Regions from separate parts of the Homo sapiens genome. Here regions 1 and 3 are each linked to region 2. The links are chromatin loops, found by intact Hi-C in ENCODE. Cell type or tissue: A673. All regions are shown on one strand. Region 1 overlaps LOC102723321 (a long non-coding RNA gene). Region 2 holds the start of LOC102723321 (a long non-coding RNA gene). Region 3 overlaps LINC00624 (long intergenic non-protein coding RNA 624).

Evidence for each region. A loop is a pair of places that touch in the nucleus more often than their neighbours do. Peaks named below come from ENCODE experiments on the same cell type or tissue, not always from the same donor. Only the 100,000 strongest peaks of a DNase experiment are listed, where the experiment ranks them.
Region 1: it touches region 2 in a loop (2.7-fold over the local background); 2 of 110 quality-filtered maps call a loop at or near these places.
Region 3: it touches region 2 in a loop (4-fold over the local background); 32 of 110 quality-filtered maps call a loop at or near these places.

The regions. Positions count from the first base shown.
Region 1 is chr1:147,763,577-147,766,076 of GRCh38, forward strand. The region is part of intron 1 of LOC102723321 (a long non-coding RNA gene); the gene reads left to right. It also overlaps a transcript of GJA5 not described here. Among named protein-coding and RNA genes, the nearest start is that of GJA5, 4.2 kb to the left of the region's middle. In A673, no CTCF peak of the experiment used is centred here; no DNase peak of the experiment used is centred here.
Region 2 is chr1:147,698,651-147,701,150 of GRCh38, forward strand. It overlaps LOC105371230 (a long non-coding RNA gene), which reads right to left. Exons shown (of 3, transcript XR_922077.4): 3 at 1,416-2,500. LOC102723321 (a long non-coding RNA gene) reads left to right here and starts at 2,078. Exons shown (of 3, transcript XR_922079.4): 1 at 2,078-2,158. In A673, a CTCF peak has its summit at 1,473; a DNase peak (open chromatin) is centred at 1,481.
Region 3 is chr1:147,494,194-147,496,693 of GRCh38, forward strand. The region is part of intron 3 of LINC00624 (long intergenic non-protein coding RNA 624); the gene reads right to left. Among named protein-coding and RNA genes, the nearest start is that of LINC00624, 22 kb to the right of the region's middle. RefSeq lists a silencer at 870-1,059. In A673, a CTCF peak has its summit at 957 (motif pointing right); a DNase peak (open chromatin) is centred at 998.

The DNA.
Region 1 (2,500 bases), 65 kb after region 2:
CCCAAACCTTCAACATCCTCTTTCAACTTGTCCTATCCTGAGATAAAGCAAATTTTGGAGGGGCCACTAGGAAACTTGTTTGGCAATAGCAACATGGTGCTTAGATAAGAGGAAGAGGGCCAGAGGAAGGATTTTGTGTATAGTGAGCATGAATCATTTTATGATTTTATTTCATGTACTGTATGGCCAATGACCAGAAATAAAGCTCAGGCACCTACATTCTGAATCCAGTGCTTCTTTTTTTCTTTTTTGAGATGAAGTCTCGCTTTGTCACCCAGGCTGGAGTGCAGTGGCACCATCTCAGCTCACTGCAACCTCTGCCTCCCAGTTTCAAGCAATTCTCCCTGCCTTAGCCTCTGGAGTAGCTGGGATTACAGGTGTGTGCCACCACACCTGGTTAGTTTTTGTATTTTTAGTAGAGAAGGGGTTTCACCATGTTGGCCAGGCTGGTCTCAAATTCCTGACCTCAGTTGATCCTCCCGCCTTGGCCTCCCAAAGTGCTGGGATTACAGGCATGACCCACCATGCCCGGCCCAGTGCTCCTTCTCGTGGTCCCCCTACACGGCCAGTGTTTTTCAAAGAAAATCATTTCAGAGCAACCCAGATTAATCATAAACTCATAGCCAGAACCTCTTCCTCTGACTCCGCAAATCTACAGCAAAATGGATAAGTCTTCTAAAATTGACCTCAGCCCTCTTTGGTGTCCCCTGAACTCCAGAAGACTGAGCATCTGGTACATGGTAGCAATTTTAATTACCATCCAGCATGGAGGATACATCCTCACACTTGGTTATATATTTCCTTAGACTTGTTTTCCAAACATTTGTCTATCAGCCAACCTGCAGATACTTTGCTGAGTCCCCTTTATGTGCCTACCACTGTTCTGAGTAATGAGAACAGTACCAAAGAGGTGCAAGGCCTGACACACACTGGGCACTCAATGGTGTCTATTAAATTAATAAAATCGGCCGGGTGTGGTAGCTCATGCCTGTAATTCCAGCACTTTGGAAGGCCGAGGCGGGCAGATCATCTGAGGTCAGGAGTTTAAGACCAGCCTGGCCAACATGGTGAAACCCCATCTCTAATAAAATTCAAAAATTAGCCCAGTGTGGTGGTGGGCACCTGTAATCCCAGCTACTCAGGAGGCTGAGGCAGGAGAGTTGCTTGAATCCGGGCGGTGGAGGTTGCAATGAGCTGAGATCACGTCAGTGCACTCCAGCCTAGGCAACAGAGTGAGACTCCGTCTCAAAAAAAAAAAAAAAAAAAATTAATAAAGTCAGGCATGATTCCTTCTGTCAAGTATTTAACAGCTTTTTCTCTCAAATGGGTAGTATGCTTCTCAAAGTTAAAAGCCCTGTCTTCTACTTTGCATTCTTATTGCATTAGGTTCTCTCATTTGGTACACAATAAATGCTTTCTTAATGATTGAAGAAAATGTTTGGCTAGCAGTAAGATTGCAAAGAGGTCCTAAGGAGGCTCAAGTCTTTCTTCTTAAGGTCAGCAGTAAAAATAAAACCTCACAATAAATAAATAAAAATAAAAGCTTACATACTGTTCAAAATGTGCTTCTACATTCTCTTGTTGGTTCCAAGAGAGCAGGATCATATTTGTTCTGTTCAAGACCGAATACCTTCAGAATGTTATAGACATTCAATTTTTATTGTTGAATGAATGAATCCTCATAACCACTCTGTGGGGTGATTGTTATTGCCTGTGTTTTGCAGAGGAGGAAACATATAAAAGTGATTCGTTCAAATAAACAATTAATGGGGGAAGAACCAGGGCTTCATTCCAGAGTTTCTGTTCAAGTCTGGTGCATGCCAGAAAGTTTCATTCCATCTCCCCTCCAAGAGTGGAGCTCATCAATTCTTAGACCTTCGAGAGGACTTCCCAGTGGAGATAACTCTGGTGTAGGAGTTAGGGGTATGTGATGTCTGTAGGGGTGTGGAGTGGATGGAGGAGTTGCAGAAGAGATGAGGGGATTTCAGACAAAGGCAAGACTGCATGAACAAATTCATTGAAATGAAAACCAGCATGGTTTTAGAGTACAATGAGCAGAGCATGGAAGGAGAGTCTGCATAGCAGGCAGGAGCAGATTGTGGAGGGCTTTAACAGCCATGCCTAGGAGTTTGGAGTCATTCTCAACCCACATGATAGGCCATGCTTAGTCCATTATTTGCTCCTGAGGGCCTAATCTGAAGCCTCCAAATGGGGTTGGGGATGTAAAGGACTGCACAATTAGTAATGTCCATGCTTGTAGCAGTCTTTTAGTAGTGGCTGCAGCATCAACTAGGTAGGCTGCAGATGACAGGTACCTCCCAGCACACTTGCTGTGACTGCACCCTCGTCTCTCCTGCTTAAGAAGGTATATTGCTAGTGAGTGAGGCCCTACCATAGGGATGCCTTGAAAATTCTCTTCTTTCTCTTGATTCCAGTTCTGTCCTGTGGAGTCACACATAATAGCCTTTCTAATATAGTATTTTACAATAATTTCTGTGTC
Region 2 (2,500 bases):
TAACTGTGCCCACCCAGGTATGCCATTTTCAGTGCTCTTGATGGATAGTTTTCCAAAGGCTTGAATCAGTTTTTATTGTCAACAGAGTACAGCAGGGCATCAGGAAGCCCATTTCAATACATTTTTCTATCATTTTATAGAAGAGATAATTACTGGTTAAATATTAATTTGTGACAGTGTTGAGTCTTTTGCTTCTTAGGTGAGATTAATTCCCTTTGGTCCATATGTGTAGAAAACCTGAAACTGTAAAGTGTAAAGCTCTTCTCATCAGCTTACCAGTATTCCTTACTCTCAGGCATGGAATGCCAACCCCCAAAGGATGCTTTTGTGAGGACAAAAGTGAGCAGGTGGTGACGGTAAAAGATACAGAGATTCCTCCCTGGAGAGCAATAGAAATCAGGAGGCAGTGGTCTCGATGAAAACCAGCAGAAGTGAATAGGGACCCATGTACTAGTTGAATCCATGTATTTCCAACATGGTGCGACGTGTATGTGGTAGCAGTGGACCCAAACACCACAGAAAACTTGGGGCAGCCACACAATGGTGTTATTTCAGTCTATAACAATGTTCCATAACCACCTTTTTTTTTACTTAATATGTCATACATTTTCCATGTTATTAAATGTCTATGTGTGATTTAAATCATTTATATTATGTTAAATAAAGCATATAGATTCTGAGATAAGTACTAATACTTTCATTTTAAAGATGGGCAAACTGATGTGCAGAAAGTTTAAAAACGTCTACCATTCCCACAACTAGTAAGTGAGGGGCTCATATTGAAATCCAGTCGGGGCTGACTCCAAAAGCCAGGATTTTCTCACTACACTATGTTGATCCTCAGGGCATAAAAAAACCAGGCCCAGCACATACCCTCTACTTTTGATATCTGGCAGAAGGCCTGGGGAGCGAGGTGTCTGTATGAGAAAGCAGAGTGGTCGAAATACAGCCCCTACCACCATCTTCTTGAAATCGTTCTATTATTTTGCAGTTAACAAGCTGATGGCAATTTAAATTCAGTTCAGGTGTTTAAATACTAGACACTGGGAACACACAGATAAACAGGGATGCCAGTTTAAACAGCTGTATCTGCTTCAACACATTTCAGAAGCAGGAGCAACAGGGAGACCAAATTAAGGCCTGGCACCTTGTGTGCTAGAGACAGATTCTCAGAGTGAGCCCGTGGAGCCCACCACACTCATACCCCACCGCTAGTTCTGCCATGTGCACTGCTTCTGCCACAGAAATGTAGCCTAATTTGAATGGCACAGTCTGTTAGACTCCTCTTGATACCAAAGGAAGGCTTCTCTCTGTCTTTTAGTGATGAAGACACCAGTTGCCCCGCTTCTCTTTTCTTTCCTTTTTTTCCCCCCAATTGGCATCATTTGCTAAGCCCCTCTAAGTACCCAATTCAGGCAGGACATTAGAATTTGCCTCTCAGAGAGGATGCCTCTGACTCCCTCTAGAGGGCACTTGCTGCCAGTTATGGGCTAAGTGCCATTGCTGGGAGGATTCTGTGATCAGCCGGCTGTCAGATTCACGGAAGGCTCCTGGCGCTTGTTGGTTGGTTTGTTCTAGAGAAACAGTTGGAGAGTGTTTCCTTGGGCAGCTGGGAGAGGTGGGGGGACTCCCTGCCCACCTCAATCTCCTCAACACCCCTCCATCCCTCCCCTCCCTGACTGGGCCTTCACTCAGCAGGCCCTTCTAGAGGGCGGAGGCCAAAGGGTGTCACCCGCTTTCATGAACAATGCTGCCTGGAGCCTGTGGTGTTTAGAGGAGTAGATTTAACCACAGAGGGTTTGTGGGAACTCCTAGTTCAGAACACAAGGGAGGAGAGAACAGAACATTGAGATGCAAAGATTTATGAGGGAGAAAGACTCATGTAAGAAAAGGAAATTAGAAACCAAGCAAGCAGAATATTCCAAAGACAGCCACATACCACCCATAATAATGAAGTTTCCATGACTCTCTTTGGCTCAGATAGGTCTGCTTAATAATTAATATGGCAACTCTCCCTCTCTCTGCAAACAGGTGGCTGTACAGGGCTTGGCAAATATTTCCTTATTGCTCCCTTTACTTTCTCCGAGAGGAAGGTTGGGTGGTCCAGAGGATTTCCCAGATGGAGCAGCAGGCTTCCCATGCCTGCCATTTGCATAAGGTAACAGAGTGAGACAAGAGCAGTTCTGGGACTGGCAGGCAGAGTTCCTTAGTGCCATGCGCACAGTGGCAAGATCCCTCAGGCACCTCAGGAGAGTGGGATCAAGGCCGAGAGGGTAGGCGAATGTCGGTACATGAATGGATTTTGAAATGGAGGCAGCACTTGTCATGTGCCAGCTTCCTTTGGAAAATGATGCTACAGAGATCCCATCACTGGTTGGGTCTTGTCCAGCTGCTTTGTGGAGGGAAGGATGAACAGGACATGCTCTCCTTTGTGCCACCACCCCAGTCAGGTTTGTTCCTCTCCATCTCTGGACTCGTTGTTAGTCTTCCCTGGCTTCAC
Region 3 (2,500 bases), 200 kb before region 2:
TGGGGATATAACTGAAAGAAGAAAAGTAAATAGGGCTCCTAGAGCAACTAGGTAGATAGTGGTACCATTCACTAAGGTGGGAAAGGCCAGGGTTGGGGAATAGACCTAGGAGGAATGGGGAATAAATAGCTCTATTTGGCCATGTTAAGTTTGAAATAGCTGTTAGATTTCCAAATGGAGCAGACAGGTAGATACTAAGTCTGGATCTCAGGGAAGAGGCCCAGGTCATATGTGTAAGAATTGTCAGCATGTAGGTGGCTCCTAAGGCCATGCTTGTTCACCTTACTCTACCTTAAGCTCTAGATAATATCTTTTCCTAACCCCTCTGTCCCAGCTTCACTGAAAGGCATGTTCCCATCAGCAAAAATCTCAAAGACTGAATGGAATGGTAAAACTCTGCCATTCTAAAGAATCAGCTCCATGCACATGCATAAGACAGAGTTGCAAGGCCTCTTCCACCAAACCCCTCATTTACCCATGATAAGTTTGGGGTGCAGAGAGGTGAGAGACCCAGTGGTGTCAATGCCTAGCATTACCAGGGCTTAAACCCGATGTGCTGGTCCACAACACAGCATCCCTTCAGCAATCCTGTTGCCGCCAAGATGGCCTGATTATATTAGGGCTGTGGGATATGAACAAAGTCAGGTACATGCACATACCATGACTAAATTTAAAATTACAATTTTAATCTATGGGGAGGGTTCATTCTTTATCATTCAAAGGTGAGTGAGAGTCCTAGGCATGGTATAGAACAAACAGAAAGCAAAGTTTTAAAAATAATAATCCCTCTGAGGACCAATGAGGCTCACGTCTATCTCCAGGGCTCCTCTGAGCCCTGCTTGTCTTTAATTCATGGTCAGTGAATGTGAACAGGCATTGAGGCCCCAGGTGCCCTGGCAGTCTGCATCAACGCTTTGTGAATAACTGCCCTGGAAAGGTTAGGTACCACTTGGTTCCTGCAAAGCACCACTAGAGGGCTGCAGACACTAGCAGTGGCTGGTACAGACAGCCACTGAAACCGAATTTGAGAACCGCGCCATCGCCTAGTGGTCCAACCCTCCCTGTAGGTTGAGGAAATTAGAGCCTCAGAAATATTAAGTGGCTCTCCCAAGGCCTCCCGGCTGGTTAGTGACAAAGTCACAATTCCACCACAGTTCCTCTGATGCAAAATTCAGTGTGATATAATGGAAAGTATATGGGTTTTAGAGCCAAGAATCCCATTTTGCTGTGTCTTATCTTGGGTGCTCAGTGAAACTTCCTAACTTCTCTGAACTTCAGCATCTTGATCTGTTTTATGGGTGATGAGTGCTTCTGCCGTGCCATGTGTTCTGTTGGTACACTGTCATAGTTGAGGGGCCCGGCACTTAGTGAACACTCAGCCAATGCTGTGGCCTTCACCTCTTTCTGCTGAGGCCAGGTTCTTCTCTAAGATGGCTCAACCTCAAGAAGCAACTTTCAGGAATGAACTCAAATGATGCAGTCTGGTTACAATACTTTGCTGCATGTTGGAGTACACATAAAGAGAACTATATTGCTTTAAAAGACACAACAAATAAATACAACCATAGGAGGTACATATAGCTTTAGTTGAACAAGGAGGCATGGAAAGGAAAGGGGCTTCCTTGCTCTGTCCTAAGGTTTAGATTCCCAGCATGTCCTTTCATGCACCCCCATTCAGTGGATATTTGTTGAGTGCCCATTGAAGGAGGGACCTGGGCATTTGGGGAGGACACACACGAATCCTACCCTCAGCAAGAAACAACAATTTCATGCCAGGCTTTTCCCTGTAACTTTATTTATCTTACCTCTTGGATTCTCACGATAGTCACGCCAGTGATTATTAGTCCTTAAGGATTCATCAACAGTCCCTCATGATTTTAGAGATGAGAAAATTGAGTCTCCGAAAAGTTAAATAACTTGTCCAAGGTCTTTCAGAAAATACGGAGAAGCTCTGGAGTTTAAGCCCAGCTCTGCCTGAGCTTTCACAGCACTGCCTGTGCCCTATTCCTGGAGGTGTAAGGATTGAGGACGTGGGAAGTGCTGCAACAGGAAGGCTGCTGGGAATTCTGAGCAGCGGCCCCTAACTGAGGGGATCCAAGATGGCTTCAGGGGAAGCTCACACTGGCCTGGGGAGGTGGGAAGAAGAAATTCCTGCCACAACTGTATATGGTAAATCAGATGCATCAAAACATGGTGTGTTTGGTGGATGAAGGAGAACACACACACACACACACACACACACACACACAGAGTTAGGGCTGGTTGAATTCCATAAAAGAATTCTTCCTGAAAGGAAGTACAGTCAAAAGCTGAAGTAAAAAATCTAAAGTTAGATTTGTAACACCAGTATACCTCACTACCAGCTTGCCCAGAAAATTAATTTCATGTTCCACTGTTCTATTAAAAAACTCTGACTGAAATGTCTTCACAAGGTAAACAATAGGAAAGGGTCCAGGAACTTCCTAAAGCATTTAACACAGCCAAAGGCTGACCTGACCTA